2 separate regions of the Mus musculus genome follow, and region 2 is linked to region 1. Evidence: chromatin loops called from intact Hi-C (ENCODE). Cell type or tissue: heart. All regions are shown on one strand. Each heading gives the region's core, and the rest is flanking DNA. Links, peaks and the distances in the headings are about the cores only.

Region 1 (15,691 bases), core at 2,563-10,562:
TCCCAAACTGGCAGCAGCATTTACCCCAAACCTCCCCCCCCTTCCCTTTCCTGGCTCCGACACCTCCCTCTGCAACCTGGCTCCGACATCCTGCCCTCTCCAACGCCCTCCACTGCCTCCCGGTGCCCAGGCCCCTGACTCACTTCCGAGCCTAGAGCAAGCCCCCAGCCTCCCGCTTCTGCAGGATGTCTAGGCCACCAGCGTTTCCCTCTCCAGGCCCCTCCTCCTCTTCCTCGCTGCCAGCCTTTCCCCAAACCCTCCTCCTCAGAATTCCTGACACCCCCAAGCCCCCAGCATGGAGCCGGGTGTGGTGGCGCAGCCTCCTGTAATCCCAGTCCCCGGAGGCTGGGGCCGGAGGACCACATGCTTTTGAGATTTTTGAGGCCCAGGTTTCAAGTGAGACCCCGTATACAGACAATCTCTAAATGCGAAGATTATGCCTTTAATCCTGGCAACTCCGGAGGTCAACCTGAGTCACGTGAGATCAAAACATCAAAAGCCAAGGCAGGGGACGAGGCTCAGTTGGTAGAGTACTTGTCTGGCTTGCAAGAAACCCTGGCTTCCCACCCCAGCAGCCATGCAGGGCTGCAATCCACACACTGGGGAGAGGGAGGGCAGGACCAGAGCGTCAGTATAGTCTTTGGGTATATAGAAATTTGACACCAGACTGAGCAACGTGAGACTCTGTGGGAATTTTGTTTTCTTAGTTTTTCTAGACAGAGTTTCTCTTGTAACCTTCAGTGTTCTGGAACTCACTCTGTAGACCAGGCTAGCCCTGAACTCACAGATCCACTCACCTCTGCCTCTTGAGAGCTGGGATTAAAGTGTGCACCACCACTGCCTAGCTGAAAAATTATTAAAAAAAAAAAAAGTCCTAAGGTCCATGTTCGAAAACTGATCCTTTTAGGTTACACATCCTTGAGCCTGACTCTGACATCAGCATCACCAGCCGGGGCAGCCTTCATATCCTATCCTAGCCTCTCTTGATCACTCTCTCTCTCTCTCTTTATTTTAATTAATTAATTAATTTTGTATGTGGGCACACAAGCCATGGTCGGTATGTGGGGTTCAGATGTGAACTTGCAATCGTCGGTCCTCTCTGCCTTGTGGGTCACAGTGACTGGATCCAGCTCTTCAGGGCAGCAAGCATCTACCTGCTGAGCCATCTTGATAGCCCTTCCTTTCTATTTAATTAATTAATTAATTAGTTAATTAATTAATTAATGGAGACAGAGTCTCAATCCCTAATCCAAGCTTGTTCAAACCGGCCAGCCTCCTGCCTCAGCCTCCGCTCCTTAGTGCTGGCCCTGCAGGTGTGAGGAGCCTGTGTGTGTGTGTGTGTGTGTGTGTGTGTGTGTGTGTGTGTGTGTGTGTGTGTGGCTTTCTGGTAGCTGCAACCCTCCTCACTGGAGGCAGCCAGGCACTGGCTGCCCACCCCACGGGGGTGTCCCCATCCAGTGTCAGAGTGTCAGAGTGCATTAGACCTAACATCCCCATCTCCCTCAGCCAGGAGTGGACCCCATCTCTACAAGTCCTTCCTACCTCTCTGGATCCCAGAGCCCCAGTCCCTGCCGCCGCCGCTTCACCGCAGCACTCACCAAACCCAGCCTTCAGCCTGCATCTGCTCACCCAGCCCTCCTGCCTCCAGAGTTCTGGGTTCTGATGAGGTGTCCCATCTTTGGAAGAAGTTGGGGGCATGCTTTCTTCACCCCGACACTCACCTTCTGTCTGTGCCTGTCCTTCTGTCCCCTCTTGCTGTCCAGTCCCCAGACTACTTGGGCCAGGACTGCTGAGAGCTTGGATCTAGGGGGGGGGGGGTTGGAGGAGGACAATTTCCTGTCAGGAAGCCCCTCCCTCTCTGGGGCCAGGGGCTGGAAGGCCCCATTATCTGTCTGCCCTTCTAGGCCAGGCTGTGGTTGGGCCCTGCTGTGACAAGGGCCACAGACCCCTCTCCCCGCCCTTACCCCCCCTCCCAGCTTTGCCGGAATCCGCCCGCCCTCCTGCCTGCTTTTCACGCCTCCCAAGGTAACAACATCATCCTGTGTGCCCAGGGGAGACACCCTGAGCTGGACAGGGGCCCACAGCTGAGCTCTGGAGTAATGGAGGTGTGGATAGGGTCTCAAGGGAGCATGTGTTCCTCTTGTATCCTCTGCTGGGGGACAGGATTCAAAGGAAACTCCACTGGTCCCAGAGGCTGGATTGAGGACCCAGTGGGGTAGCCCTGTCATGGCTTTTAAAATGTAGCTCTCGGCCAGTGGGGCGGTGGTGGCTCATGCCTTTAATCCCAGCACTGGGGAAGCTGAGGTAGGTGGCATCTCTGAGGCCAGCCTGGTCTACAGAATGAATTCCAGAACAGCCAGTGACTCATAGCAAGATTCTATCACTCCTCTGCCTCTGTCCCCCACTGTGGGCCAGTCTCCCAGGGACCTAGCTGTATTGTATCATAACCACAGAGCACCTTCCATCAGATGATAGACTCAACTGCACGTGCATGCTCTCCTTTTTTCTCCTTTTGAGACGGGGCCTCATTATGTAGCCCAGGCTGGCCTAGAACTCACAAAGATCCTGCCTCCCAAGTGCTGGGATTGAAGGCTTAGGCCACCTTGCCTGACTCTTCTTTGCATGTATGTGTTGGGGGTGCCGGGGAATTGAACTCAGGGCCCTGTGCACGATGGTCATGTGCTCTGCCATGATACTACTTCCCAGTCAATCCTTTACAGATTCCCCAACCCGCCCACTCCAATGAAGGTGCAGCAGATCTGACTTTTTTTTAAGTGTATTATTTATTTATTTATGTTTGTGAGTGACTACAAGTATTGCGTGCATGCAGTGCCCAAGCCCACTAGAAGGAGACAGATCCCCTGGAACTGGAGTTGGGTGGTTGTCCACTGCCCCGTGGTTGCTGAGAATTGAACCCTGGTCCACTGCAGAAGCAGCCAGTGCTCCTAACCACTGCTCAGTTCCGTTCTCCAGCTTCACATTCATACTTTTATGCCTTTCGGTTTAATGGATCTTTATGCACTCCCAGGGTTGCAGCAGAAAGTGCTAACATCCGATTCCAGAACATCTCGGTCTCCTTGAAGCGAACTCATGGGCTACAGCAGTGTCCCCCCACCCCCACCCCCCCACCCCCCCCCACCCCCCCGCTTCTCCTTTCCAAAGTCCCAGGAAGCCAGGAATCCAGGGTTCTTGGTTTCTCCACTAAGTCTCCCGCTTTTGAACATTTCGTAGGAACTATATTGCTCGGTGTGACCTTTTGTTTCTGGTTCCTTTTACGAAATGTAACATTTTCAAGCTCCATACACTTTGTAAGCCTCAGTCTCCACCCCTTGGAAATGAAGTTTCATTGGAAAGGGGAACAGAAAGACCCTGAGTAAGTAGAAAGGCAACCATCTGCCCCCTGGTGGTGTATGTGAGTACTGCAGCTGTCAGAGCGGGACCATTCCACTTCAGGGACCCTTTCTTACCCTACAAAGCTCCTAGAAACACACTCAGAGCTCTTCCCTTAATATTTTCTAGATCCCACGTTAATTTGTTTATTTTTTTAAGCAGGGTCTCACTATACAGCCAAGGCTACTCTAATAAAACTGTTGACCAGGCTGGCCTCAAACTTAGAGGTCTGCTTACCTCTGCCTCCCAAATGCTGGGATGCCAGACATGTTATCAGCCTGGTTTGAAGCATTTTATCTACACATGCACTGTGGTTTAAAGTTACACCTTGACTGTACTATTACTGAGAAAAAAGAAATCACTGCAGTTAAGAGATGAGGGTTCGCCGGGCGTGGTGGCGCATGCCTTTAATCCCAGCACTCGGGAGGCAGAGGCAGGCAGATTTCTGAGTTCGAGGCCAGTCTGGTCTACAGACTGAGTTCCAGGACAGCCATGGCTACACAGAGAAACTCTGTCTCCAAAAAAAAAAAAAAAAAAAAAAAAAAGGAAAGAGAGAGAGAGAGGAGAGGAGAGGGGGGGTTTCAAATTCCTTAGCACTTGTGAGTCTGAGACAGGCGGATTGAAAGTTGGAGGTGAGACCACACCAAGGATCTCACATAAACAAGTTCAGTATTTGGGGAGCTGAGACAAGAGGTTGGCCTGAAGTCCAAGGTCAGTCTGGGTTACAGAATGACACCCTGTCTCAAAAAACACTTACTTGGCAGGGGAGTTAGAGTGATCAAAAAGGTGGATTTCTCAGGGCCAGGGTTCTCTGGATTGTTGAGCCCTCAGTTTCCCCACTGTGGAAGTGACTGCATAATCTGTGGTAGAGGAGTCTGTGTTCTCCAGTTAAAACAAAAGAAAAACAAACAATTCCCAGAACCAGAGACAACTGGGTGTGGTGCTCACACCTGCAGTCTCAGCCCTCCCTGAGGTGGAGGCAGGAGGATCAAGGCCAACCTCAATAGGAGAGCTTCCAGGAGGCCTGGGTTACATGATAACCAGTCTCAAATCAATTAATGCATAGGGTTGGCTGCGGAGGTGGGGTGAAGGCTCTTGCCTTTGAGGCTGGTGACCCAAGTTTGATCCTGGGGACCCACAGAGAGAGGAGACAGTTGACTTCCAAAACCTGTTCCCTCACCATCACACACATGCCCTGCTCCCCAAAATTAATAAATTGTTCAAGTATAATAAATAATCTGAGCTCTGCCACACTTACTCTCACTTTGGGCCTTTTCTTTACTTTTATAGCTTTTATGTTTACTTATGTTTTTGGGTGTTCTGCCTCGTGTGTGTGTGTGTGTGTGTGTGTGTGTGTGTGTGTGTGTACATGCACATAGTCACTGGGGAAGCCAGAAGAGGGTGTCAGGTCCCATAGACCTGCAGTTACAGATGGTTGTGAGCCACCATGTATGTGTGTGTGGGGGGTGGGGAGGGCTGGGAACTGAACCCAGGTCCTCTGGAAGAGTAGCCAGTGTTCCTAACTGCTGAGCCATTTCTCCAGCACCCACCCCCTCCCCCTGCCAATTTTTAATACAATTTGCTTAATTACATGTTTGCATAATTTAACTTTTAAAAATGTTCGTGCTTAATAGCTAGTCCTATGATCAGCTTGCTTGAGCTAGCTAGCACATGTCTGTTAACCTCTGTCTCTTTTGGCTTTCATTCTGTCTGGCAGGGTCTCATGTAGACCAGGCTAGTCTTGGACTCACTATGTACTTAAGGATGATCTAGAACTTCAGTCCTTCCAGGACCACTATGCCTGCAACGTCTAATTTTCACAAAGGGAAACTGAGGCTCAGGGAGAATTTCTAAGACAGCAAGACAATGGGCTCTGGACCAGGGTGATGCACTCCCTACACACACACACACACACAAGGCACTGTGTGTTCTCAGCACAGCCCTCTCCCCTCCCCCTCCAGTCTGTTTGCCCCTGCAAGTCAACACCTGTCTGGGCTTCCAGCTAGCCAGAGAGGCAACTGAGGCTCTCTCTCCTTCATTGTACAGACTGAGAAAGTGAGACCAGCCGGGGCTGCGGGTTATCTACCCTTACCCCACCAGGGGCTGAAGTTCAGGATGTCCTTGAACCCAGGGACTGGCTTCAATTTTGGCTTTTGTTTTCTGAGACAGGGTCTTGTTGTGTATGGTCTTGAACTCACAGCAATCCATTATCTCAACCTCCTGAGGGTCCGAATGACAGGTACACAGTTCTCTCTCTCTGTCTCTCTCTGTCTCTCTCTCTCTCTCTCTCTCTCTCTCTCTCTCTCTCTCTCTCTCTCTCTCTCTCTCTCTCTCTCTCTCTCTCTCTCCTTTCTTGCTGCTTCTCCTTTATTCCTGTCCTCGGCAGTCTTCCAGTCCTGGAGTTTCTCTTTGTCTCTTTCGTTCCCTCCCTCCGCCTTGGCATATGATTCTCTCTCCTCTCTCCTCTCTGTCTTTGTATCTGTGTCTCTGTCTCTCAGTCTCTGTGTGTCTGAGTGCCTCTGTGTCTCCCTGTCTCTGTCCCCTTTCTGTCCGTCCCTTTGTCTCTGTCCTTGGCTTCTCTGTCCCTCTTTGTGACTCTGCTTCTTCCTACCTCGTGTCTGTGTGTCCCCTTTCCCATCTCTCAACATCTCCCTCTGCTCTCTCCTCAGCAACTCTCTGCCCGTGACTCCGAGTCTCCTGTGAGAACTTGCTGGAGACCCGCACGCCCAGACCTGCCTCCGCCTCCAGAACCCCGGAGCCAGCCCAGGCCTGTACCTTTAAGGGCCGGCGGCAGGGGGCGGAGTTTAAACGGACCCCGCCCCTCCCGCCCCTCCCCCTGACGTCCCTTCCTCCCCGGCCCCTTGGTCGCCTCCCTCCGCCGCCGCCCCGGGCCGGCTCCGCGCCCCCTCCCCGGCCCCCGCCCGTGCACCCTCCCGCCTGCCCGCCGCCCAGATGGCGCCCCGGGTTCCCCTTGCACGGGGCCACTAGGACCCTCGGTGTCTTCTCCCCTCCCCCGTCCTGCCCTCTCTTGCTCTCGCTCTGCGAGGACTCGGGCGTCCACGGCGCCCAGCTTTTGAGCTCGCGTCCCCAGGTCGGCTGGGGGGGGGGAGGGGAAGAGAGGGGACCCCGGGATCCCCACCCCCCCCGCCCGGCCGCCCCTGTCCCTTTCCCTTCTGGGACCCCAGAGAAGATGTCTTCGAGGACGGCGCTGGCCCCGGGCAACGATCGAAACTCGGACACGGTGAGTGGGGCCCAGCCCCTTGGGGAGCCCTGCCTGAGTCCAGCCATAGAACCCCTCGCCCTCCCGGACCACTGACCCCGCCAGTCTCGACTCCTTTCCGGGCTCCACAGCCCAGACCAACGCTTCCCATGACTTTGAGGCCTCTCTGCTCCCTCCTCCCCACAGCCCCAGCCCAGCCCGACCCCTAGGGGCGCCCCTGTCTTTGGACTCTTCTCCGGTCCCTCTGCAGAACGCTTCCGCCCGGTCTCTTCCCTCCAGGAAGCCCCCTCCCCTGCCCGCCGGCAGCCCCTCCCTTCCTCGGCTGCCCCGGCTGTCCCCCGCTCGCCCGCTCGCCCGCAGCTTGGCCTCGACTCTTCCCGGATGGCACGGGCCCCTGTTCCCCGAAGCGCAGCCCTGTCTCCCCCCTCCCCCCTCAAGGCTCGACCCAGTCTGGCCCTGTTGTCCTCCCTGCTTCTTGCCGAGTTGGGGTGCTGGTTTCCCCTGCTACCCCTGGCCAGTCCCCAGCTCCGCCTGGGCTCCTGCTAGCTGCCTCCCCCAGGAAGCCAAACGGCACCTGGGCGCAGGGCCCTGCCCGCTTCCTTCAAGGTGTCTCCACTCCCTGGCCTGACCCTGCTGTGCCAGGTTGCCCTGTCCTTGGATCCTAGTCGCCTCTGGGGTCCCCTTGGTGGGACCCGTCCAGTCTTTCTAAGGGAAGCCTTGGCTTCCAACCCTGCGGGCTTCCTCCCATCCAAGACTAGGGTTCCAGGCCCCAGACTAGGCTGACTCTGGTCGCCTCCTGAGGCTCTCCCCAGTCTCACCTCCTCACCCCCTCCTCACACCCCCTGCTAACTCGAGCCCCCTTTCCTTGCTGGATGTTGGGCTTTCTGGAAGAAACCCCCCCTCCTCAGCTTTCTGCCCTCCACAGGCCCTAAGCCTTCCCCTCTCCCTTTACTCTGCCCTGCCTGGGCCTTTAGCCCTGACATCTGGGAGTTTACTGAGCCCAGATCCTCTGGTTCCCATGCCAGGGTCTTCCTCCCCTCACAGCCGAAGGACCCTGCTCCCCTCCCCTGCATTTCCTGTAATTCTGACAGCTTTCCAGGTGTCTAAAAGTCAGCTTACCGATTCCTTTTCCCTTATGCCGGCTCCTCCACCCGCCACCCTCTCACCACCTTCAGCGCAGAGCCCGGCCACACACTTTCTGTTTTTGGACAAGAGTTCCTCTAGGTAGACCAGGCTAGCCTTGAACTCATCAAGATCCACCTACCTCTGTCTCTCGAGTACAGCCTTAGGCCTTTATCTGTGTTTCTAATGCATATGGTAGATATCAGATAACGCCCCCTCTGCCCCTCTCCCCTGTTGGCTTAGGTTTCAAGTTGGAGGTTTCAACCAGGCCAGAGAGGTACATGGTTCCAGAGTCTTGGGTTCGAATGCTGCCTCCATGTGCCAGATTGCATTGTGTCTTCAGGCTATTGGCTCCCCTTCTCTGAGCCTGATTCCGGCCTTGGAAAGTATGTGTGTGTTGGAGGGGTGGGGGGTAACAACTTGAGTCCCGCAAAGAATTACCGGAGACATGTGGGTGAAGGATGGATGGTACATAGGCGGCGCTCATGGCTTTCGGTTGCTGGCATGACTGTGGGTCTGAGTCAGAAGGCGGTGTGTTCCCAACTACAGCTGTCATTAGTTGTCAGGCAAGCTCCCAGAGTCTGCTCCAGCCTCAGTTTCCTTGTAAGTGGGTTGATGGGGACACCTCCCTGACAGGGACTTCTTCAGGTCACATGTTGTGATTATCACTACCTTCATTATTCAAATAAACTCAGATTCACATCACACTACTGTGTGACCTCAGGCCAGTGACCTCGCCTCTCTGAGCCTCTTCCCTGCGTTCCTAAGATTGTTGGGGTGTGGTGGGGGTACTGAGATGGGTAGTTCTGTCCCCTGACTCCAGCCTATGAAGATAACTTTTGTCTTGTCTGGGGTGACGTCAGTCTCTTTCTGTAGTCTGAGTTTGCAGACCCCTCCCTGCTACCTGCTTACTGGGTGATACCCACATAGGGTCACATTCTTCTACACCAACTTCTAGAGCTGCGGAGACCAGGGCCAGCTTCCTTGTGTTCCCTAGCAACAGGCACGGTGTGGTGTTCAGGCACCAGTCGTCTGTCCGTCTGGAGGGATCCGGATCCGGGCCAGCTGGTAGTGCAGGCCAATTTTAGCTTCTGCCCCTGACCCCTGGGGGTTGTGTCATCCCCTGCCCCAGCTACACCCTTGCAGGGGTCCCTCAGCCATGCAGCCTTCAGTGGAGTGCCTTCCTGCATCTGAGGGAGCCCCCTGGCAACACCCAACAGGGGTTCTTCTCCAGGCTCCTAACTCAGCAGGGATCAGAGACCTTATCTTCCCATCTCTACCACCCGCCTGCTGCTCCCCGGGCCCTGAGCCATGAGCTGCGGTGGTGGCATCTGGGAGGATCAACACTCAGGAGCCTGAAGGGCTTTCCCTGCTTGAGCCTTGGGGAAACCTTCCAAGTCTGGGCTTGAGAATGGTCACTGTGGCTGGACCCACAGGAGCTGGGGAACAAGTGTCATAAGCCGGGGACAGGTGAGGGGTAGAGTACCAGTCTTGGGTAATCTTATTCTTTTTATTGGCTGGGCAAGGGGCCATACCATAGGCCGGGGATCTGCCCACAGTATCCACAGCACAGTACTGAGAGTTAAAGCCAAGGTTTCCCACATGCTAGGCAGGGGCTCTACCACTGAGCCATGCCCCCAGACCCTCACTGGGAGATTCTAGGCAGGGGCTCTACCACTGAGCCACACCCCCAGCCCCTCACTGGGGGATTCTAGGCAGGGGCTCTACCACTGAGCCACGCCCCCAGCCCCTCACTGGGGATTCTAGGCAGGGGCTCTACCACTGAGCCACGCCCCCAGCCCCTCACTGGGGATTCTAGGCAGGGGCTCTACCACTGAGCCACGCCCCAGCCCCTAATTAACAAGTCATCAGTTCTTTTACTTGTCTCTGAGGCAGCATCTCCCTGAGTTGCTCAGGCTGTCCTTGAACCCACTCCATTGTTCAGACAGACCTTGAATTTAAGGTTGTCTCTGCTTCCCAAGTAGCTGGGATGCCATGCCTGGTGGCCATGTCCTTGTGAGGAAGCTGGGTGCATGCGGCTGGCACCTATCTATCTCAGCCTTTCTTTCTCCCTCGTCTGCAGGGGTTCAGGACCTTCCTCACTGGGCTCTGTTGGGAGCTGAGTGTAGGTGAGGGGCCAGTTTATACAAGACCTGGCCGATGGTATCATCCTCTGCGTGAAAGCTGCATGGCAAGCAGGGGTGGTGGAGTGGAAGGCAGTGAGCTCAGCTACTTGGGAAACTGAGGCAGGAGGATTTCAAGTTTTCAAGACCTTATCTCAAAATTCAAATTAAAGTGAGGGCTGGGAGGTGGGACTGGGAGACAGCTCACTGGGTAAAAAGTGCTTACTGTGCCAGTATGAAGACCTGGGTTCAGATTCCAGCACCCACGTAAAAGCTGGGCATGGCGGAACATGCCTGTAACCCCAGCATTGGGTGGGGGGTGGGGCAATTAGAGATAGGCTGATAACAGGCGCTTGGGACCAGCCTGTCTAGCTGACATGGCAATCTCTGGGTTCAGTGAAGAGGGTGTGTTTCAGTGGAGGGTAATAGAGGAAAATGCCCAAAACTAACATTTGACCTCTATAGGTGAGCATACCTGCACACGCATACATATACAAAAAAGAAGTGGGTATTGGAGGCATAATGCAGTGATACAGCCCCTGCCTAGAATCTCCCAGTGAGGGGCTGGGGACGTGGCTCAGTGGTGGAGCCCCTGCCTAGAATCCCCCAGTGAGGGGCTGGGGGCGTGGCTCAGTGGTGGAGCCCCTGCCTAGAATCCCCCAGTGAGGAGCTGGGGGCATGGCTCAGTGGTGGAGCCCCTGCCTAGAATTCCCCAGGGAGGGGCTGGGGGCGTGGCTCAGTGGTAGAGCCCCTGCCTAGAATCCCCCAGTGAGGGTCTGGGGGGTGTGGCTCAGTGGAGGAGCCCCTGCCTAGAATCCCTCAATGAGGGGCTGGGGCATGGCTTAGTGGAGGAGCATTTCTCTAGTATGCGAGAACTGCACATAAAAAAGACACCACCGATCCCAGCACTTGGGAGGAGAGGCAGGGGCCAGCCTGGTCTACAGAGTGAGTTTCAGGACAGCCATGGCTACACAGAGAAACCCTGTCTCGAAAAACCAAAAAAAAACAAAAAACAAAAACAAGAAGACAGAAACAGGTGTAGAAGCATGAAGTCAGTCCGGTGTGATACTTACAAGGAATGTCTGTTTGCTGAAATGGCTGCGTTCAGATCTCAGCTCTATGCCTCAGTTTCCCCTGCCTGTAGAATAAGGCTTTTTTTGGCTTTCCATGCTTGTGAAATGCAGGTCACCAAGCTGGGCATGGTGGCGCAGGCTGTGGGACGGCCTGGCACAGCTTCCTTGCCACAGGTAGCCCAGGCCTTGGTTCGCTGACTGTCCAGCCTTCTCCCTTCCTCCCTGTCATGTGTCCTGTTTTTCCTCAGCCATGAGGAGGACACGGAGGGAGATCAACCAGAGCCTCTGGCTCTCAGAGCTGCAGCCAAGAAAGGAAGGCCCAGTCCCTGGAGGGTCCCAATCAGGACAGGGCAGCTGGCCTGTGCAGGTCACCTCATTGGGGAGGCTGAGGAGGGACAGGCCAGCAGGAACAGAGGAGTTGATGGCGTGGGAGATGGCAGGGCCGGTCGCGTGTCACTGTCAGGACGAAACAGTGTTTCGTGGAGAGGTGGACAGAGTGGCCGGGGCGAGAGGACAGGGCTGGATAAAGAGTTCTGCTGTTTGCTGGTGAATCTGGGGCAATGGTGATGTGCGAACAGTGCCCCCCAATCCTTGGCGTATGATCTAAGACCTCCCAGAAGCTCCCAGGTGTGGCAGCTCCCAAGCTCTGTTTCTTTCTTCCCCTGTAAACGTGAGCCGATGAGGGTGGTTCCAAATTAGGGTCAAGCTGGGCATGGTGGCGCAGACCTGCCATTTTTGCACTTGGGAGACTGAGGCAGGAGTATGAGGAATCCAGGGCCAGCCTGGGCTACATGAGATCCTGTCTCATCTGTGACATAAATCCTGACATACATGTGAGTCCAGCCTTGCGAGGCTGAGGCAGGAGAATTGTTACATATTCTGGCCCAGCTTGGGCTCCAGAGTGAGATCAGAATCTAAACATTAAAACTAAGAAGCTGGGCGTGGTGGCGCACGCCTTTAATCCCAGCACTTGGGAGGCAGAGGCAGGTGGATTTCTAAGTTCGAGGCCAGCCTGGTCTACAGAGTGAGTTCCAGGACAGCCAGGGCTATACAGAGAAACCCTGTCTCGAAAAACCAAAAAAAAAAAAAAAAAAAAAACTAAGTAAATCTGTCAATAAATAGGACACCACAGGAGATTAACAACGTGCTGAAATAGAGGAAGACTAATGACAGGGAGGTTAAGGCCATCTTCTGTTACATGTTAAATTCAAGGCCAGCCTGGGCTACATAAGGCCCTGTCTAAAAAACAAGCAAACAAACAAACAAACAAACAAACAAAACAAAAAGCCAAAACTCAATAAAAGGAAAAACATTGCTAAACTGCACTGTAACATTTTCAAACCATGCAAAACTGGGACGTTGGTATTGAGGAGACCACTGTAAGATGTCGAGATGGCCAGCTGGGCATGAGGAGGCACATGTGCACAGGAAGTAAAGTTGAGGGGCTGGAAGGCCAGGTGTGACACAGGCCTGAAATCCCAACATTGGGTTGGCCAGTGTGGGGGTATCAGGAGTTCAAGGTTATCCTTAGCTACATATTAAGTTTGAGGGCAGCCTGCGCTACTTGAGACCCTTTCCTACCCTGCCCATTAGCCCACCCTAAGAAAATTAGATTTGGGGCTGGCCCAGGGCATCGGCAGATGAGCCAGCGTGTTGGGATTTGTGCTCACCAGGATGGGGTATTGGACCTGCATGAAGGGTGACACTCACTGAAGGTTGAGGTCAGCATTCTAAAGAAGAATGTGGCCTGGAGATGCTGGCAGACAGGCACATCTGAGACCTTGGTGGTCCATCTCAGAGGTCCCCATTGTGTGTACTGCTAGGGACAGAAACTGGGGACAGAACCCTGAGTCTTGTGCCAAGGAGCCAAGTGCTCCACCCACCACCAAGAATGTTCCCCAGCCCTTGGTTCTCCTTGAGACTGGACGATGTGGAGCCCAGTGTGGTCCACAGTTATCATCCCAGCTATTGAGAAGTGGAGCCAAGAAGGTGGAGTGTTAAGGCTGCCCTCAGCTACACAGTCAGTTCAAAGCCAACCTGGGCTTCAAAAGGGCCTGTCTCAAGGAGAGAAAAGGAGTAGCTTGCTCTGTAGCCCAGGCTGGAACTCTGTGTGGTGGAGGACGGTCTTATGCTCCTGATCCCCCTGCCTCGATTTACAAGTGTGAGCCACGCCTGGTTTATTTGGTGTTAGGAAGGGACCCAAGGCAGCGGCAGCCCCTGTGGGAGACCTTTGTGGGATGAGGCGGACCTAAAGGATGCCCATTCCTTGGCCCAAGTTTGCAAAAGGACTCTAGGGCACAGTGGCCAGAGCTCCAGAGAGCCACCCTGGCCCCAGGGTGTCACTGCAGTGGGAAGGGACAGGGGTGGCTCACATGTTTCTCTCCACACAGCATGGCACATTGGGCAGTGGACGATCTTCGGACAAAGGGCCGTCCTGGTCCAGCCGTTCCCTGGGTGCCCGTTGCCGGAACTCTATCGCTTCCTGCCCTGAGGAACAACCCCATGTGGGCAACTATAGGCTGCTAAGGACCATCGGGAAGGGCAACTTCGCCAAAGTCAAGCTGGCTCGGCATATCCTCACGGGCCGGGAGGTGAGTGGGAGTGACCGAGGGGCTGAGGTTTGTGGCCGGGGGGGAGGCGGGAGATCACGAGGCAAGATGTGATGTGAGGTCAAGGGTAGACCTGGCTGGCCTTTTTACCTCAGAAAATTACCCAACTTGCTCAGAACTTAGAGGTGGTTTTGATACATAATCTCTGTGTAGCCCTCGCTTCCCTAGAGCTTGCTCTCTAGATCAGGCCGGCCTCAGTCTCAGAGATCTCCCTGCAGTGCCCACAGAGGCCAGAAGGCCTCAGAGGTGTTGGAGCTGTAACAGGCACTTGTGAGCTGTCTGACATGGGTGCCGGGAACCAAGCACGGTCCCATAGAAAAGTGCTCGAAGGCTTAAGTGCTGAGCCATCTCTCCATCCTCTGCGTGCTCACAACTTTCCAGAATAGTCCCAGTAGGAAAAGAAAACCAGTTAGAGGGTCCTTGAATTGTTGGGAAGTCCTAGGTCACCGGTGTTGCCTTCCTGCCTGCCTTCCTCTTTGGGTTTTGTGTATTTTTATTGTGTTTTTTGTTTGTTTGTTTACTGGGTGAGAGAGAGAGAGAGAGAGAGACCAGAGTAGGACATCAGATGTCTTTGGTTTCCACCGGTTTGCCTTGTGATGGGTTCATCTCTTCTTGTGATGGGAGCTTGTGGCTTCAGCGAGGTTGCCTGGGCAACAAGCACAGCATCTCCATCCCTGCCCTGCTTCCCATCCCAGTGCTGGATTCTGAGCTCTTGTGACCATGTCTAGCTTTCTTAACAAGAGTGCTGAGAGGTAGAACTTAGTCCCTAGAGCTTACAGTAGGTAGTTTACCTTAGCTCCAGCCTGCCCACTTCCTTCCTTTCCACAGTTATTTTACTGGTTAATTTTGTTATTTGATAGTTTCATATATGTATATAATATACTATGTTTGCTTGGTGTTTGTTTGTTTTGTGGCTGTGTTGTTGTAAGACAGGGTCTCACTATATAGTGCTGGGAAACCTGGAAATTGCCAGGCAGACCAGGCTGGCTTTTGAACACCCAGAGATCTGCCTGCCTCTGCCTCCTGAATGCTGGGATTAAAGGTGCCACCATGCCTTGATTGTTATTTTAAACCAATTTTTTAAATATAATTTATTTTTATTTTACATTCATTGGTGTTTGCTTCCGTGTCTGTGTGAGTGTGTCAGAAGCCCTGAAATAGGAGCTACAGACAGGTGTGAGCTGCCATGTGGATGCTGGGAATTGAACCCAAGTCCTCTGGAAGAGCAGCCAGTGCTCTTAATCACTGAGCCATCTCTCCAGAGCCTGTTTGTGTTTTAAGAAACAAGTCTGACTGTGTAGCCTCAGACTCTCATCCTCTTCTCTCTGCTTCCTGACTCTGGATTCCGTGTATGCAGCACGCTGGTACCTATTCCATATTTTCTGTATTTATTTGGCCACAAAAGCAGTAGGTCTACAGTACAGAGCGTGCCTAGAATCCCCCAGGGAGAGGCTGGGGGTGTGGCTCAGTGGTAGAGGGGTTTCCTCCCTGGCTTGTACAAGGGCTTGAGTTTGGTGCTCAGGAACACAAGACAACCCAGAACTCTTAAGAACTAGATATGGTGGCACATGCTTTTAATCCCAGCATTCAGGATGGAGGTGGGAGGATCTTTGTGAGTTTAGAGGCCAGCTTGGTCTATCTAGTGAGTTCCAGTCCATTTAAAAATCAAAGCAAAACAAACCTTCAGAGTCAGAACGGCAGGCTGCTATTACTCATCAGTGTAAATACAAATGAAAACCCTTTCCTTTTTTGAGATAGGATTTTGCTAGATTGACTAAGGCTCAAATCAAAACTCGTTTTGTTCCCATTTTTCTCCATTCATTTATTTTGGGAGTGTGCATATATAGAGAGGTCAAAGGACAATTTGCAAGCATTTCCCGTCTCCTCTCACCCCATCAGCTCCAAGGCTCAAACTCAGGGTGTCAGGCTTGCGGCCTTTGCCTCTGAGCAACCTCACCACCCCGCCATCTCAAACATAGTGTCAGGGATGGAATCGGCACCATCCGCACCGTCTGCATCGTCGCCGTGGTTCCAGCGCTGGGCCCCTCCCAGGAATGCGGAGTTGTTTTTCTTTCCACAATTTATTCCAGTGCTTCCTCACATTCACAGATGAGAGGAGCCATATGATCGTCTCAATACTGGCATGAAAAGTGC
Region 2 (15,691 bases), core at 3,040-11,039, 49 kb before region 1:
GGAAGCCGTCCCTGCCTGGTAAGGTGCTGGGAGAGGCCCAATCTCTGGCTCTTGATGTGGTGGCGGGAATGAGCACAGTGTGGGTATTCAGTGGGGACTACTGGGACTTGCCTGGTCGAGCCCACTAGCTGACTGTGCAGGGGTCACTCCTGAGGGGCAGGCTGAAGTTGAAGAAACAGCCCTGCCACCCACTGCAGTCCTGTCCTCCCTTAGGGGCTCCAAGGAGAAGGGTAGGTGCTAATGTCAGTCTAGGGTTCTTGCCTCCTACGTCCCCAGTGGGCCCTTGTGGAGGTTCCAGTGCCCCTAAGCTGGAAGCCAGGTGCCGGAGCTGGGCTCGCACACCCACCTGGTGGTTGGTGCGGAGTCCGTCCATGTGCTTCTGGAACATGGCGGCCCACAGATCTCTGCACAGGAACTTGAGGGCATCTAACTCCTCCCTAAAGGCCGGTGTCTCCAGGGGCAGCCTGCATGAGGATGCGGAACAAAGCCTGGCCCACACGGTACATGCGTGGGCCCGTGAAATCTTCCCCACCCTTGGTCTTGTCAGCAGGAACCCCAACGTCAGGTCTGCCCACTCTCCCAAGCAGCAGAGGAAGGCAGGTGGGGCTGGCTCTCACCTCTCACCCAGAGCCTGGCCCACGCGGAAGCCCAGGCCCTCCAGGACGGACAGGCTCCTCCTCTTTCCCTGGAAGGCCAAGAAAGGGAGGCTCAGGAGGCCACACAGGCCTCTTCCCCATGCTCGGTTCTCTGGGCCAGGAAAGCTCAGCTTCCAGATCCTTCTATCAGATCCCTGGAGGCAGTGCTGCTCTCCTGCCCAGGTTGAAGGCTGAGTCCCTCAGCCCAGTCCCTTTTGCCTGTCCCAACCCCATGCTGTCCCTGTGAGATTGGGGTCCAGCTGCCAAGTTCACCTAGGAATGCCCTTTGCCTTCAGCCTGGAGGCAGTGGCAGGGGGTAGAGGATTGGACAGTGGGGGTGGGGTGGGGAGGAGTGAGGGGGGTGGATCGACAACTAAGGCCAGCTGGACTTCAGAAGGGTTAAGAAGCTGTCTAGTGCCGGGCAGTGGTGGCACACACCTTTAATCCCAGCACTTGGGAGGCAGAGGCAGGCTGATTTCTGAGTTTGAGGCCAGCCTGGTCTACAAAATGCCCTGTTTCGAAAAAATTAAAAAAAAAAAAAAAAAAAGAAGCTGCCTAGTGCCACTGCAGGCAGACCTGTCACCTGCCATTGCCACTCTCTGGGAGGCTGCGGAAGGAAGATCATGGGTGCCTAACTACAGAGAGTATTTGTGGCCAGCATGGGCAACAAGGCCAAAACGTATCTTTAAAAAAAAAAAAAAAAATCACAAGACTCTAGGCTATCCCTATAATCCCAACATCAGGGAGTCGGAGGTGGGAGGACCCGGGGCATGTGGTCAACCAGAGTGAGCGGAAGCCAGGCTGGGCTCTGTCTCACACAATGGCAGAAAGGGGTTCAATAGTAAGGGATTCACCTAGTAGTACACCCGAGACCTTGCATTCAGTCCAGCATCGGCACACCAAGTTCAAAGGAAATGCCAGCTCAGGGGGGGGGGGCTGGGTGAAAGGCATCTACATTTCAAATCAAGGTGTAAGCCACAAAGTGGTGCAGGCCCTTGAGTGCTGTGCTTAGGGGGCTGAGGCAGATAAATCACAAACTGGAAGCCAGCGGGGACGACAAACTGAGACCTCCCAGCACTCTGGGATGGATGGACTACTAAGGCCAGCTTGGTCTACATAGTGAGTTCCAGGACAGCTAGAACTTCAAAATACAGAAACTCTGTCTTGAAAAAAATAAAATTAAAAAAAAAAAAAGTCAAAGCAAGCCGGCAAAATGGCTCAGTGGTAAAGATGTTAGCTCCCAAGCCTGAAGACCCAAGTTGCATTCTGGGGTCTCACACGGTAGGAGAGAAGTGACCATCAGAAGTAGTCCTCTGGCCACGTGTGGTGGCGCACGCCTTTAATTCCAGCACCCAGGACGCAGAGCAGATGGTTCTGAGTTTGAGACCAGCCTGGTCTACAGAGTGAGTTCCAGGACAGCCAGGGCTACACAGAGAAACCCTGCCTCATTGACAACAAGCTGCCCCTGACCTTCACATTCATGCTGTGGCCCATTCCCTACAAAATAAATGAATGTAATCAAAGTCCTCACATCACTGAGGAGCCAGGCCTCTCCCAAACAGGCAGAGACGAGGCTTCCCCTAGGAAGATGGTGAGGGGGGCTGTGGAGGAGGAAGGGGCTGGCTTTGATGGTAGATCATGTGAAGAAGACAGACAAGGATGCAAGTGCACGCACGCGGGCACACCCCCACCCCCCACATGACTTACAGGGCAGCACCTGGGAAACCCCTGTTGAATCAGTCGCTTTGTGCTGGTGTTATCTAGTGTTCTGAGTGCTTGGGTTGAGATACACCCTGATACTTCCCACATGTAGCGAGTCCATCAGCAAGATGGGGTGGGACTAAATGTCTGTGTCTTAGTTTCTTTTTTTTTTTTTTTTTTTCTTTTTTTTTTAAAGATTTATTTATTTATTATATGTAAGTACACTGTAGCTGTCTTCAGACACTCCAGAAGAGGGCGTCAGATCTTGTTACAGATGGTTGTGAGCCACCATGTGGTTGCTGGGATTTGAACTCTGGACCTTCGGAAGAGCAGTCGGGTGCTCTTACCCACTGAGCCATCTCACCAGCCCCGTGTCTTAGTTTCTTTGTGTGCAAAAGGAAGGCAGCCCTGTCCCTTGGGATCCTCAGGGGAAGTCAAGCCATAAATCACTTTGTCTTATTGTGATACTCTGTACAGCATCTGTGTCCATCAGAGCAGGTGACAACCCCTGGCCAACGTGACACCATTAGCTGGAGAAAGAACCCCATTAAGGAGGTGGCTGTGTTCCAAGGATCTAGAACCTAGAATTGCCTGGCGTTGGGCGAGCCTGGGGTACCTGGGGGCCACTGCTTCCCTCAGAGTTCACACCAGCTCTATCACAAAGCTCTATCGCCTGTGTCCATGTTCCCTACTGTGACAAACAAGGAAAGTCCAACTCTCCGTGGCTCAAGCTGTTTCAATGTTCCCCAGAAGTTCTACTGCAAGAGGGTAGATGTCTGCCCAGCTCTTGTGCTGACTAAGGCTTATTATAAATATAAAAGTGTCTTCTATCTGGAACCCCCAATTAATATTAAATATTTAACACAACAGTGACAGAGACACAGAAGGTGCCAGCCAAGAGAGCAGAGGGGCCTGAAGGGTCGTCAGAAGCTCAAGTCTCCTTCCACAGACTCAACACTCCCTGGGGTGGACATCCTGGACTGTGACCTGGATACAGCGGCCTCACTTTCCCACACGGGCACTACCTCCTCACAGTGATGGTGACAGAGACACAGCTGAGGTCAGTGCTGGCCTCCCTCTGCCTGTCCCTGGGCAAGGATCAATTAAGTATCTGCTGACCTGAAAGGACTGGAGTGGCAGGGTCAGGGGTGAGAGGACAATAGAATGCAGGGGGGGGGAAGGCAGGGACGGTGGGCAGAGGAAGAAGCCCCTACCCCAGACATCTTACTGACATGGGGACAGCAGAGCCTCCAAAGGTTCTTGGATATTTTGAGTCTCTTATATTCCTGGAGGAGACAAAGCAGGGACCCTACTGACCCCTAAGAGCAGAGTGGCCAGTCACTCTGTTTCTAGGGCTGACCGGTAGGATCATGATCACGTGATCATGGGTGGGAAAACCAGGCAATATATAAAGAGAGCATGCTGGGAGAAATGTGATCTGTGCTGGGACATGTGACATACAATAAAAAGCAAAGATCAGGGCCAGGCAGTGTTGGCGCACGCCTTTAATCCTAGCACTCAGGAGGCAGAGGCAGGCGGATTTCTGAGTTCTAGGCCAGCCTGGTCTACAGAGTGAGTTCCAGGACAGCCAGGGCTACACAAGAGAAGCCCTGTCTCGAAAAGAAAAAAAAAAAAAAAAAGCAACGATCAGTTGGGTCAGGCAGGCCTCTACCCAGGGACGAATTCTGGAGGCGAGGGGCTGAGTATATTTTTTTGATTCTCCCCGGGGCCTGTGAAGATTCCAAAACCCCAGTCCTGAAAATCCAAGACAAGTCATTTGCCTCAGGTGTTGTTCTAAAGACCTGAGCACTTGACCTCTACAGGTAAAATTGCAAAAGTCCTTTTATGAAATGAAGTGTTTACATAATAGCCCACACACATTCTCCCACAGATCTTGCTTTATTTTGTTGTGTTAAGGATAAAACCTAGCTCATCCCTGTGCCATTCTAAGCAGGTGCTATTTTGCTGAGCCACACCCACAACTCCTCACTGAAGGATTCTAGGCAGGGGCTCTACCACTGAACTACAACCCCAGCCCCTCACTGGGGGATTCTAGGCAGGAGCTGCACTGCTGAGCCAAACCCTAGCTTTCTTATAGACTATAAATCCTTTCTAGATGATTATAATGCTAATACAATGTAATTACTATATAGTTATACCATACTGTTTAGAAAAAAATTTTAAAGTTTGTAAATAATCACTAGAGACGTATTAATTAACTAAATTAACTAAAACGACATCTCTGCATCCAATTCCAGCCCTTGGGAAGTGCAGGCAGCAGGATCGCATGTGTGAGAGTGGAACAGTATATAAGTGAGATGAGATATCCTTTGTTGTTTTTTTTTTTTTTTTTTTTTAAGACACGGTTTCTCTGTATAGCCCTGGCTGTCCTGGAATTCACTCTATAGACTAGGCTGGCCTCAAACTCAAAAATCCGCCTGCCTCTGCCTCCCAAGTGCTGGGATTAAAGGCGTGCGCCACCACTGATGCAGCACTCTGGGATGCAGAGGCTGACTGTACCACACTGGAGGCGCAATGTGCAAACCAGACACGGGAGGGCCCATAATCCTAGTACTTTTCAGGCAGAGGCAGGAGGATCACCAGAAGCCAGCTTGGGTCATACAGTGAAAACCTGCTTCAAGAGTCGGGTTGGCGTAGGGATACTCAGGGAAGAAAAGAGAGAGCAGAGCAGTCTCTGCAGCAGGTCTTGAACTCCCACACAGTCATGGAAGTTCAAACTGCCATGTAGCCTATAAAATCAGGGAGGCAGCCGGGCGTGGTGGCACACGCCTTTAATCCCAGCACTTGGGAGGCAGAGGCAGGTGAATTTCTGAGTTGAGGCTAGCCTGGTCTACAGAGTGAGTTCCAGGACAGCCAGGGCTACACAGAGAAACCCTGTTTCGAACCCCCCCACCCCCACCCTCCCAAAAAATCAGGGAGGCTCCTGAGACCTGATGATCGGGCCACACTCCCACTAACTCTATTACCTCAGCTGTAGGGCCCCCAGTACGGACACAGTCGGTGGCAGCAGTTAGGAGCTACGAGGAGAGCCCTGGGCAAGCTCATATCTGTGCAGGCTCACAGAAAGCTATTTTAATCTCTTTATTAGAGTCAAGGTGACACAGAGCAGAGAGGAAGCAGGCTCCCTCCTTCCCAGAGCATGTGCCTCTGCACAAAGCAGCTTCTTCATGACCTCCCTAGGATGAGAAGGAAGACAATGGGAGGTGGATGGGAGTATGACACACAGGAAGGCACAAAGGAACACATAAGTGGTGGTAACTATTATTGATTACAATATTTCAGTGATCCCAGCGCCACCTTCCACATTACCGGGTGGGGTCTTTACTCATTACAGGGGCAAATCCATACTAAAAAACTCACTGTGTGCTGGGGTGTAGCGCGATCAGCACGCACTTTATCCAGCACACAGGCAGAGGGGACAGATGAGACCGGGTATGGTTGAGGGTGCATTTTCTAAGGAGGAAACGGAAGGATAGGAAGATTAAAGATGTTGAGTTGCATACTAAGTGGGTGGTGAGGCGAGCCCTCATCTGAGCCCAATAACAGCCAATTACCCTAATTATCAACGGCGCCCCAGGACGAGGCCTAGAACTGAGCGCCTTGACCCAAGTCATCTCGCTCCGCCTCAGCAATGACCTGCCATAAGGCTCGATCACACCCCACTTCTCCACCCCGAGGCCACGGCGTGCCGCTCACCCCCGAGCCTGGGTCCGGGTCCGGGGCCCACAGCTCCGCCACCATCTCGGTGTGCAGAAACTCGAATAGCACCGCGTCCGCCATACGCCGCCTCGCGACCCTCACGCCTGGCCAACGCTTCCGGCTCCCATTGGTCAGCTCGGGAGGTAGGCCCGATCTGATTGGTGATCCTATTTAGCTCCGCCTGCTTCTTGAAAGCCAGGAGGCGGGTCCACCGAGCCCCTTCCTTGGCCGCGCTGTTAACATCTTCCGCCCTTTCTTCGCTTCCCTCCCTGCTCCCGAGTCTTCGGACATCCAATTGGCTGAGTCTCTGATTCCTGTGAGGGTCCAAGATTAAAAAAAATAAATTTACGCGTCAAACGGAATTTTCCTAAATACATAAGCAAATAAATAAATAAACCCACACTACGGAAGCGACTTGTCTAACCGCTTTCCTATTGGCCATAACTCGGCTCACGTGACGCTGCGAGAGACCGGCTCACTTCCGCCAGGCAGCGGACCCCTTGGGCTCGGAGCCTCGGAGACCCGGTATGGCCTTCCTTCCGGGACTCTGGTGTCGGTGGCTCTTGTTAAGGGTCCCCTCGGGCGGCTGTCCTTTCTGTTTGCCCTGGTGCCTATTGCGGCCAAGTGCTCGCTGGCCAGGAGGACAGTGGAGGGTGTGGCCTGTGCTGGTGGGACTCTGGGAACTCTTGGTTACAAAGCTTTTAAAACTTACTTTATTATTGTCAGTATTATTTTGAGACAAGTTCTCACTATGTATGTAATGTTGGATGGCCTGGCACTATTGAGGATCAGGCTGATCTCGAACTCACAGAGATCTTCCTGCCTCTCCTCCGGTGCTGGGAATTAAAGTCATTATTATTATTTTATATTAGTTAATGTATATATACGCGTGCGTCTCTAGCACGCGTGTAGAGCTCAGAGGACAACTGTACGGGCCTCAGTTCGCTTCTTCCACCATGTGGGTCCCTGGGTTCGAACTCTTGGCGTCAGGTTTGATTGCAAGTGCCTTTTCCCAGCTGAGCCATCTCGTGTGACCTAGTTCTAAGGCTTTGCCTGGACGGTCCTTGATGTCCCCGGTGTGCACACAAATGATACAGAGGTGCACAATTCCAACCCATGTGTACACGAGGAAACTGAGGCCCAAGTCAGGACTCGCTGGGGATGGCGGTGAAGGGGCTGGGACTCGGGACCTCACGTCCGCTCAATTCCTCTTCTCCAGCTCCGTGCCATGGAGTCATCCCAGGGTCGGCGGAGAAGGCCGGGGACAGTGGTACCTGGGGAAGCTGCGGAGACCGACTCGGAGCTGTCTGCATCCTCGTCCGAGGAGGAACTATACCTGGGTCCCTCGGGCCCTACGCGCGGCCGTCCCACGGGGCTGCGTGTGGCCGGGGAGGCGGCGGAGACCGACTCGGAGCCTGAGCCCGAGCCCACGGTTGTGCCGGTCGACCTGCCCCCGCTCGTGGTGCAGCGCGATCCGGCGGAGACTTGGGGCACGGAGGAGACCCCTGCCATGGCGCCTGCGCGCTCGCTGCTGCAGCTCCGGTTGGCTGAGAGCCAGACGCGCCTGGACCACGACGTAGCGGCTGCGGTGAGCGGCGTGTACCGCCGTGCGGGTCGCGATGTGGCCGCCCTGGCGGGGAGGCTGGCGGCTGCTCAGGCCACCGGGCTGGCAGCCGCCCACAGCGTGCGCCTGGCGCGCGGGGACCTCTGCGCGCTCGCCGAGCGCCTGGATATCGTGGCTGGCTGTCGCTTGCTGCCGGACATACGAGGGGTCCCTGGTATGGAGCCCGAGCAGGACCCGGGACCTAGAGCCTAGGCTGTCACTCTGTGTCCCCCCACCTGACTCTGCCTCTTGGTGAACATTCGTACCACCTGTGGCATCTGACTCTGTTTTTGTTCCTGGATCACCGAGGCCTCCAATGCGTGGTAGCATTTGATCAATGCCGACAGAAGCCGAATCCTCGCATCTTCTTTGATATTCTTAGCACAATTCCGGGCTCCCCAACCCAGGTTCTGTGGCTATCAAGTAGCTTAGCCCCTATCCATTCTGGTCCTGTTTCCTAAATTCAGCTTTACTCTTGGGCAAAGCCAGAGGTTTGCTTTCTTTTGTTGAGCCTTTCTGAATTTAGGCTTTGGGGGGTAGTGGTGTCTCTCTAGTTTACATCCCTAAATGATGATCACTCCTGACCCGAGGATACCTTCCTCTTACACATATCCCTCTTACCGACCGCTGTGGCCAAATGCAGACCAACCTAGGGCCTGGGTAGTAACCCTAATTCTTAGGCCTTTGTGTCAGGGGCAGCGCCTCCTGGTGTTTTGATCGCTATAGAGACATGACACCACAAATACAAATCTACCACTCACTGTGTCTCTTTCTGGATGCTAAAAGGACTTGGATTCTGACCTCTATGGGCCTCGAGGATAACAGGTTCTTTTTGCCTCTTTGGGTTTGGCTCTTTGGGTGTCTTTTTGGCCACTCCTTTTGTCTCTGTCTTAATGAGGATTCAGTGACCTTATGTGGAAGGGAGCTCGGGTGGTGGGGTGAGACTGTAGCTCAGTGGTGTCGTGTACGCTTAGTGTGGGCGGCCCTGGGTTCAATTCCTAGGACCACCCTGCTTCAAAAGAAACAAACAAGCACATTCTTTGTTTGTTTGTTTTGTTTTTGTTTTGTTTTTTGAGACAGGGTTTCTCTGTGTAGTCCTGGCTGTCCTGGAACTCACTTTGTAGACCAGGCTGGCCTCAAACTCAGAAATTCACCTGCTTCTGCCTCCCAAGTGCTGGGATTAAAGGCGTGTGCCACCACTGCCCGGTCAAACTAGAACATTCTTAGATGCCTGTGTCCCCTTTAAAAATTTACCCAGGGTGGGGGGTGGGGTGGGGCTGGAAAGTAGAGGTCCTGAGTTCAAACCCCAGAAACCACATGGTGGCTCACAACCATCTGTATTGAGATCTGATGCCCTCTTCTGGTGTGTCTGAAGACAGCTACAATGTACTTATATATAATAAATAAATTATTAAAAAATTTACCCTCTTGATTCTAACTATCAGCTGATATGCTATTTTGTTTTTACATCAACTAGAGTCAGGGTTTTTATTGGTAATTAGGCGTGGAGATTGGGGATTTAGCTCAGGGTTACAGCTCTTGCCTAGCAAGTGCAAGGCCCTGGGTTTGGTCCTCAGCTCAAAAAACAAAACAAAACCTCAAAAAAATCCAACCAAACCCCTCCCCTCCTCAAAAACAAAACATGTAACTGGTGCATGTCAGGCAGTGGTGGCACACACCTCAGTCCCAGCACTGGCTGGGCAGAGGCAGGCAGATCTGAGCTTGAGGCCAGCTTGGTCTGTAGAGCAAGTTCCAGAACAGCCAGGGCTACCCAGAGAAATCCTGTCTCAGTTTTAAAAAAGGAAAAAAATTGTGTGCACATATGTGTGTGCTTGCAGGTATGTTTACCCAGTATGTGTGCTGTATACAGGTGTGCCTATATGTTCAGGTGTGTCCATGTGTGTGTGTAAGCACGTGTGCTTGCATGTGTGTAGAGCTTCCTGTGTATAAACAGGTGTGTCTGCATGCATGCAGGTGTGACTGTATTGTGGGCTCAGGTGTGCCTGGATGTGCAGATCTGTCTGCAGATGTCAGGAGCTGTGTATGTGCATGTAAGGGCCTGTATGTGACAGGTGATGTGCAAGGCTGTCCTCTCCCGAAGCTCTGCTGTGCCGCTGGCACAAGGCCACCACAGAAAGGACTTGTTGACCTTTGAGTTCCCTAGAAGAAGGGGGTATAAGGAGGCTGTGCCACCTCACCTGAGGGTCCAGCCACTCTTCACAAGCACTTGTTTACAACTCTGCCCTAACTCCACCTGTGTCAGGGACTGGGTAGATGTACACAGACCAAGAAAGGACAGAGAGGGGGCTCCATGTACACAGCCACACACAAGCCATCCCTACTGCATGCATACCTTCCAGTAGGGCTGCTCCTGCTCTTAACCCCACACTCTTGCTCCATAAAGCATGGGACCTTGAAAGGTACCATGGTCCCCGGCTGAGCTAAGGCTAGAAGCCGAGGAGAGCCTGAAGGGACCTAAGGAGGTTTACCTGCTCCAGGGCACCAGGCCTGTCACTAGCAGCAGCCCCACCCCCATAGATTTGTGACCATCAGTCATGTAAGGGGAACGCCCAAGCCCCTCCACTCGTAAAGGCTGTGACCTGTGGTCAAGTAGGCACAAGACAGATCTCCATTTTTAACAAGGTTCCTAAAGGCCTGGAGGATGTAGCCAGTAAGCTTTCCTTCCCAGACATTCCTCCCTGCATCCACTTTCCGTCATGACAATAAATGCCTCAACAGTCCTCCTGCATTCCTAGTGCTGGATTGATTATGGGCGTGACCCATCCCTCTGGGAGATAGACAAAACCCAGGGTACTCGGTTGGTCAAGAACAAAGGTGAGGGTCCTGAGAAAATGGTTCAGTGGCTAAGAGCTCTTGCTTTGGACACAGGTGAAGCTGGGGTCCAATCCCCAAGAACAAAGGCAGGCACAGCTGCGCATGCCTGGAACCCAAATTGGGGGTGACAGAGACAGGAAGATCCTGAGAGCTTGCTGGCCAACCAGCCTAGCAGAAAAGGCAAGTGTCCAATTCAGTGGGACCCCCATCTCAAAACAGCAAGGCAGTGCAGGGTAACAGAAGAGGACACTCAGCAGCCAGCCCTGACATCCACATGCACACACGCACATACAGAGGTTGAGGCTGGACAGGGTGAGGACCTGCGTGGATCCAGGCCACAGGCAGAACCCCTTATCAGTGCAGGAATGTAGCTGGGGCTACAGGTTAGGGGTAGTACTAGGTGGGGACAGGGGTGGGGTTGAGAGCCCAAACCCTCCCACTTCTATCCCTTCTGCTCAAAATGCTTGCCAACTTCCTCTGGTACTTGGAGATCTTCTATCAGAGGCCCCGAGGTAGCCCCATCTGTGCAGGTGGCAGCCCCATGCCAATCTCCTGCGTGGGCACAGTGTCTCTGAGTTGATCTTCCTTGGGTGGCTTCAGTGACCCAGCATGCCTCGCTTGCACAGTGAACACAGCAAGCACCCTAGGCATGTCTGTAGATTCCAGGGTGTGATTAAGCCAGGACCAGGTGATATTAAAGTTCCCAGCTGCTCCCTGGCTCTCTGCTGCCCTCTGTTGGAAATCCAGAGAAGACACACTGTTGTTGCCTGTGGGAAAATCCGTTTACCTTGAGCCTAGTTCTGACCCTTCAGAGTCTCTGGTTCCATTTTTTCAAAAATTACTTACCCAGGGTGGGAGACAGTACTGCCACCTGGAGCTTGTGGATGATCTAAATTTTTATTGGAATATATTTTGGAGGGGGCGAGGGCAGGGTCTCATGTATCCCAGGCTGGCCAGGAACTCCCTGGGGAGAACCTTTAGATCCTTGTCATTTACGCCTGTTTTCTGGAATTATAGACCTGTGCTGTGCCACCACAAGTCTTGGTTTGTTTTATTTTTATTACATCATACACACACACACACACACACACACACACACATATATATATATATATCACATATCACATGCATACATAACATAACGATGTGTATATACTCCATCTACATGCATATATATATATATATATATATATATATTTTTTTTTTTTCTGATGCAGGATTTGTCTGTATAGCCCTGGCTGTCCTGGAACTCACTCTGTAGACCAGGCTGGCCTCGAACTCAGAAATCCACCTGCCTCTGCCTCCCGAGTGCTGGGATTAAAGGCATGCAACACCATGCCCGGCCTATGTTTGTTTGTTTGTTTGTTTTTGAGACAGGGTTTCTCTGAGTAGCCCTGGCTATCCTGGAACTCAATATGTAGACCAGGCTAGCGTGGAACTTAGAGATCTACCTGCCTTTTCCTCCTGAGTGGTAGGTTTCGAGGTGGCACAACCATACCCAGCCTTATTTTAGTTTTTAAAATGTTCTCTGTGTGGTGTTTTGTGAGTGTGTGTGTGTTCCACATGCATGCCTGATGCCTGAGGAGACCAGAAAAGGATATCAGATCCCCTGAGACTGGTGTTACAGAGGTTGTGAACGTCTATGGTCATGGTGGGACTCAAACCAGTGTCCTTTGGAAGAGCAGCCAGTGCTCTTAATTGCTGAGTCGTCTCTCCAGCCCTAGGAGGATACATTGTCTTTTAAAATCATTTTACTGAGTGCACTGAGAGCAGCAGCTGGAGACAACTACACAACTGTCTGTTTTTTGTTTTTGTTTTTGTTTTTGTTTTGTTTTTCGAGACAGGGTTTCTCTGTATAGCCCTGGCTGTCCTGGCACTCACTTTGTAGACCAGGCTGGCCTCGAACTCAGAAATCTGCCTGCCTCTGCCTCCCGAGTGCTGGGATTAAAGGCGTGCACCACCACGCCCGGCTCTGTCTATTTTTTTAAAAGATTAGTGTGTGTGTGTTTGTGTCTATGTATGTATCCTGTTTCTGTATGTGCTATTGTCTCTGTGTCTGTGTGTATGTGTGTGCTTGTGTGTTGCTATATGTATGTGTTTGTGTGTATGTGTGTGTTTGTGCATATATGTGTGTTTATGTGTGTGAGTGTGTATAGTGTGTGTGTGGTGTGTGTGTGTGTGTGTGTGTGTGTGTGTGTGTGTGAGTGATTGTGTATGTACTCTTCTTGTGCCACAGTGCGTGGATAGAGAGCAGAAGACAACCTTGGGTGTTGGTTCTTGATTTCTACCTTGTTTTCGACAGGGTCTCTAGTTTGCTGCTGCGGACATCAGGTTAGCTGAGCCAAAAGTCTCTGGGGATTCTCAGGTCTCACCACCACAGTATTCCTCACTCCTCAGGGATGCGGATGCCCTGGGCCTGACTTTATGTGGGTTCCTGGGAGGAGTCAAACTCAGGTCCTCACGCTATGACTCACCCCCTAGGGCCTTGGTTCTGACCTTCTAGGTGCTCCATCTGTGACTGATCAGAGATGACCCACAGGGACATAGCAGTGACTCACACAGAGCAGGGGAACCTCAGGACATGGAGGCCACAGTCTCTGTTCTCTGACTCGGGGCCTCCCTCAAGGACATCTCCCTCTTGACCCTGCCTCAGCACCTGAGTGCTGGGTAACAGGCGTGAGTTTCTCAGTAAATAATCAATCTTGTATAAAAGAGATTAAGTAATTGGAAGACTGAATATGGTTTGTGTTTCTTCACTGGGTTGCCGTGTCTTGGGCTCCCCCATTCCCATCTGGTAGCTTTTTCCTCCTGCCCTAGGCCTTCCTGTGGCATTCCACGGGCTGTAGCTGCGGATATGTTCCTGAACCTTCGGTATGTCTGAATATCCTATTTTGTCTCCTGCTTTAATTGGGTTATCGAGATGGTTCTCTAAGTAAAGGTGCCTGCCAGCACTCGGGCCTGAGTTGAGTCCTCGGGTCCCACATGGCGGAAGCTGAGAACCGACTCTTGCTCTCTGACCTTTGCTCTACATGTGCATGCACGCATGCACACATGCAAACAAACAAACAAAAAGAAAATGTAACACAAATATTTAAAGGCCAAATTTGGAAGACCGAGAGACAGAAAAAAAAAAAGCAAGCCATGGCTCTACATACGCTCTATAAGATTGCAATATCATGAAGTATTTTCTCTTACCAGAGCGGAAATCAAAACCAAGAGGATATTTCAAAACACCGCAAGTATTTGGGAAGTAAACAGCCCAGAGGTCAAAAAGGAAGTTTTAAAAAAAATTATATAAAACTAAATGAGAAAGAAAATAGGAAGTGGGGGGCACGGGGTGAGATGGCTCAGTGGGGGAGAGGGCTTGCTTGGGGGGGAAGAGACAGCTTGGTGGGGTGGGAGGTATGATACTGCTGAGGGCTGAGGGGGAAGGGGTGTTGAGATGGTTTGGTGGAGGGTGTGGTGGAGGGGTTGGAGGAGGGTTTGAGATGACTTGAGTGGGGGAGGGGGAGTTGAGAAGGGTAGATGGGGCTGGGAGACCTTTTGTGGGGTGAGAAGGGGGGCTGAGACAGCTCAATGGGGGGGCTCCTACAGCGGGGGAAGGGGGTGAGACAGGCTTGGTGGGGGCAGCATTGATGGGTAAAGGCACAGCCAGACCTGATGCTGAGGGTTTGATGCCTGGGACCCACGTGATGAAGAGACCTGGCCACAGGAAATCATCTCTGACCGCAGCCTATAGGGAATGAATAAGTAAGTGAAACACAAAACAGAGCCAAAGCCAGGCACTGAAGTTCATGCTTATGATCCCCACACTTGAAAGGTTCGAGGCCAGCCTCAGCTGGGTATGGGTCATCAAAGTCCTCAATTCAAGCATACCTCCCAGAGCTGAGAGGTGGGCTAGCCCTCCTTCCAACTGTGTGCTGTAGGGCTCAGGGAGTGTCGTTAGGGTTCTGTGCGTTTAAACAGTGACATACCCACCCCCACCCCCTCATATAGGAAATTGGGGAATACTCTAGATCAAAACAGGAAGGCTGGGGCTGGAAAGATGACTCAGCAGTTAAGAGCACTGACTGCTCTTCCAGAGGTCCTGAGTTCAAGTCCCAGCAACCACGTGATGGCTCACAACCATCAGTAATGGGATCTGATGCCCTCTTCTGGTGTGTCTTTTTTTTTTTTTTTAAAGATTTATTATTATACATAAGTACACTATAGCTGTCTTCAGACTTGCCAGAAGAGGGAGTCAGATCTCATTACGAGTGGTTGTGAGCCACTATGTGGTTTCTGGGATTTGAACTCTGTACCTTCGAAAGAAGCAGTCAGTGCTCTTACCCACTGAGCCATCTCGCCAGCCCCCGTGGTGTGTCTTTAGATAATGGCAGTGTATTCACATATATAACAACAGAAACAAACAAACAAACAAACAAAACAAACCAACAACAGCAAAAAACAAACAAAACAAAACAAAAAAAAGTCCCAGGAAGTCCACTTCCAATTTTGGAGGGAAAAGTGTTTATTTGTTTATTTAGTGCAAGAGATGTGTTTATAAAAAGGTAAAGAGAGCCGGGTGTGGTGGCGCACGCCTTTAATCCCAGCACTCGGGAGGCAGAGGCAGGCGGATTTCTGAGTTCGAGACCAGCCTGGTCTACAAAGTGAGTTCCAGGACAGCCAGGGCTATACAGAGAAACCCTGTCTCGAAAAACCAAAAAATAAAAAAATTTTTTAAAAAGTAAATAAATAAAGATAAAGAGAGAAAAGGAGGGGATATGTTCTATGGAGGTGTGGTGAGGTATGAGGGAAGGGGGCGCCTCTGCGGGCCCATGCTGAGGCATCCCTTCTCCCTGAGGGACCAGCCACACAATGGTATAGCATAGAACAGAGTTCATTCAAGGCATGGGGAGGGGAATTAAGAGTAGTAGAGGCAGAGAGAAGGAGAGAGTAGAGAAATCCGGCCATGACCCTGTGGAGAGAGGGGTTAAGGGGGAAGAAATGGGAAAGGGGTGAGGGGACAGAGTGAGAGCAAGAGGAGAAGAGCAAGAGGGAACAAGAGAGGGAGGAGGGAGCAAGCAACCCCTTTTATAGTGGGTCAGGCCTATCTGGCTGTTGCCAGGTAACTGTGGGGTGGAGTCCAGACAGAGTGCTAACAACAAGCACACAGTGGAAGTGTTTCTAAAATTCCTTCCTTGAGGGAATCGTAAAC

Evidence for each region. Hi-C counts contacts between places; a loop is a spot of excess contacts. Peaks named below come from ENCODE experiments on the same cell type or tissue, not always from the same donor. Only the 100,000 strongest peaks of a DNase experiment are listed, where the experiment ranks them.
Region 2: it touches region 1 in a loop (2.5-fold over the local background); 11 of 42 quality-filtered maps call a loop at or near these places.

The regions. Positions count from the first base shown.
Region 1 is chr7:19,449,384-19,465,074 of GRCm38, reverse strand. Mark4 (MAP/microtubule affinity regulating kinase 4) reads left to right here and starts at 6,232. Exons shown (of 17, transcript NM_172279.2): 1 at 6,232-6,631; 2 at 13,319-13,519. The coding sequence starts at 6,581. Exoc3l2 (exocyst complex component 3-like 2) reads right to left here and starts at 1,788. Exons shown (of 12, transcript NM_001370800.1): 1 at 1,722-1,788. It also overlaps the pseudogene Gm23099. In heart, for the core only: CTCF peaks have their summits at 3,411 (motif pointing left), 6,163 and 6,760; DNase peaks (open chromatin) are centred at 3,374, 5,404, 6,314 and 6,944; H3K4me3 peaks cover 3,135 bases; H3K27ac peaks cover 2,256 bases.
Region 2 is chr7:19,499,195-19,514,885 of GRCm38, reverse strand. Bloc1s3 (biogenesis of lysosomal organelles complex-1, subunit 3) reads left to right here and starts at 6,516. Exons shown (of 2, transcript NM_177692.4): 1 at 6,516-6,581; 2 at 7,276-9,082. The coding sequence starts at 7,285. The coding sequence ends at 7,872. It overlaps Trappc6a (trafficking protein particle complex 6A), which reads right to left and starts at 6,216. Exons shown (of 6, transcript NM_025960.4): 1 at 6,054-6,216; 2 at 618-685; 3 at 347-464. The coding sequence starts at 6,137. In heart, for the core only: CTCF peaks have their summits at 6,115 and 8,357 (motif pointing left); DNase peaks (open chromatin) are centred at 6,225, 6,525, 7,405 and 11,017; H3K4me3 peaks cover 3,562 bases; H3K27ac peaks cover 3,256 bases.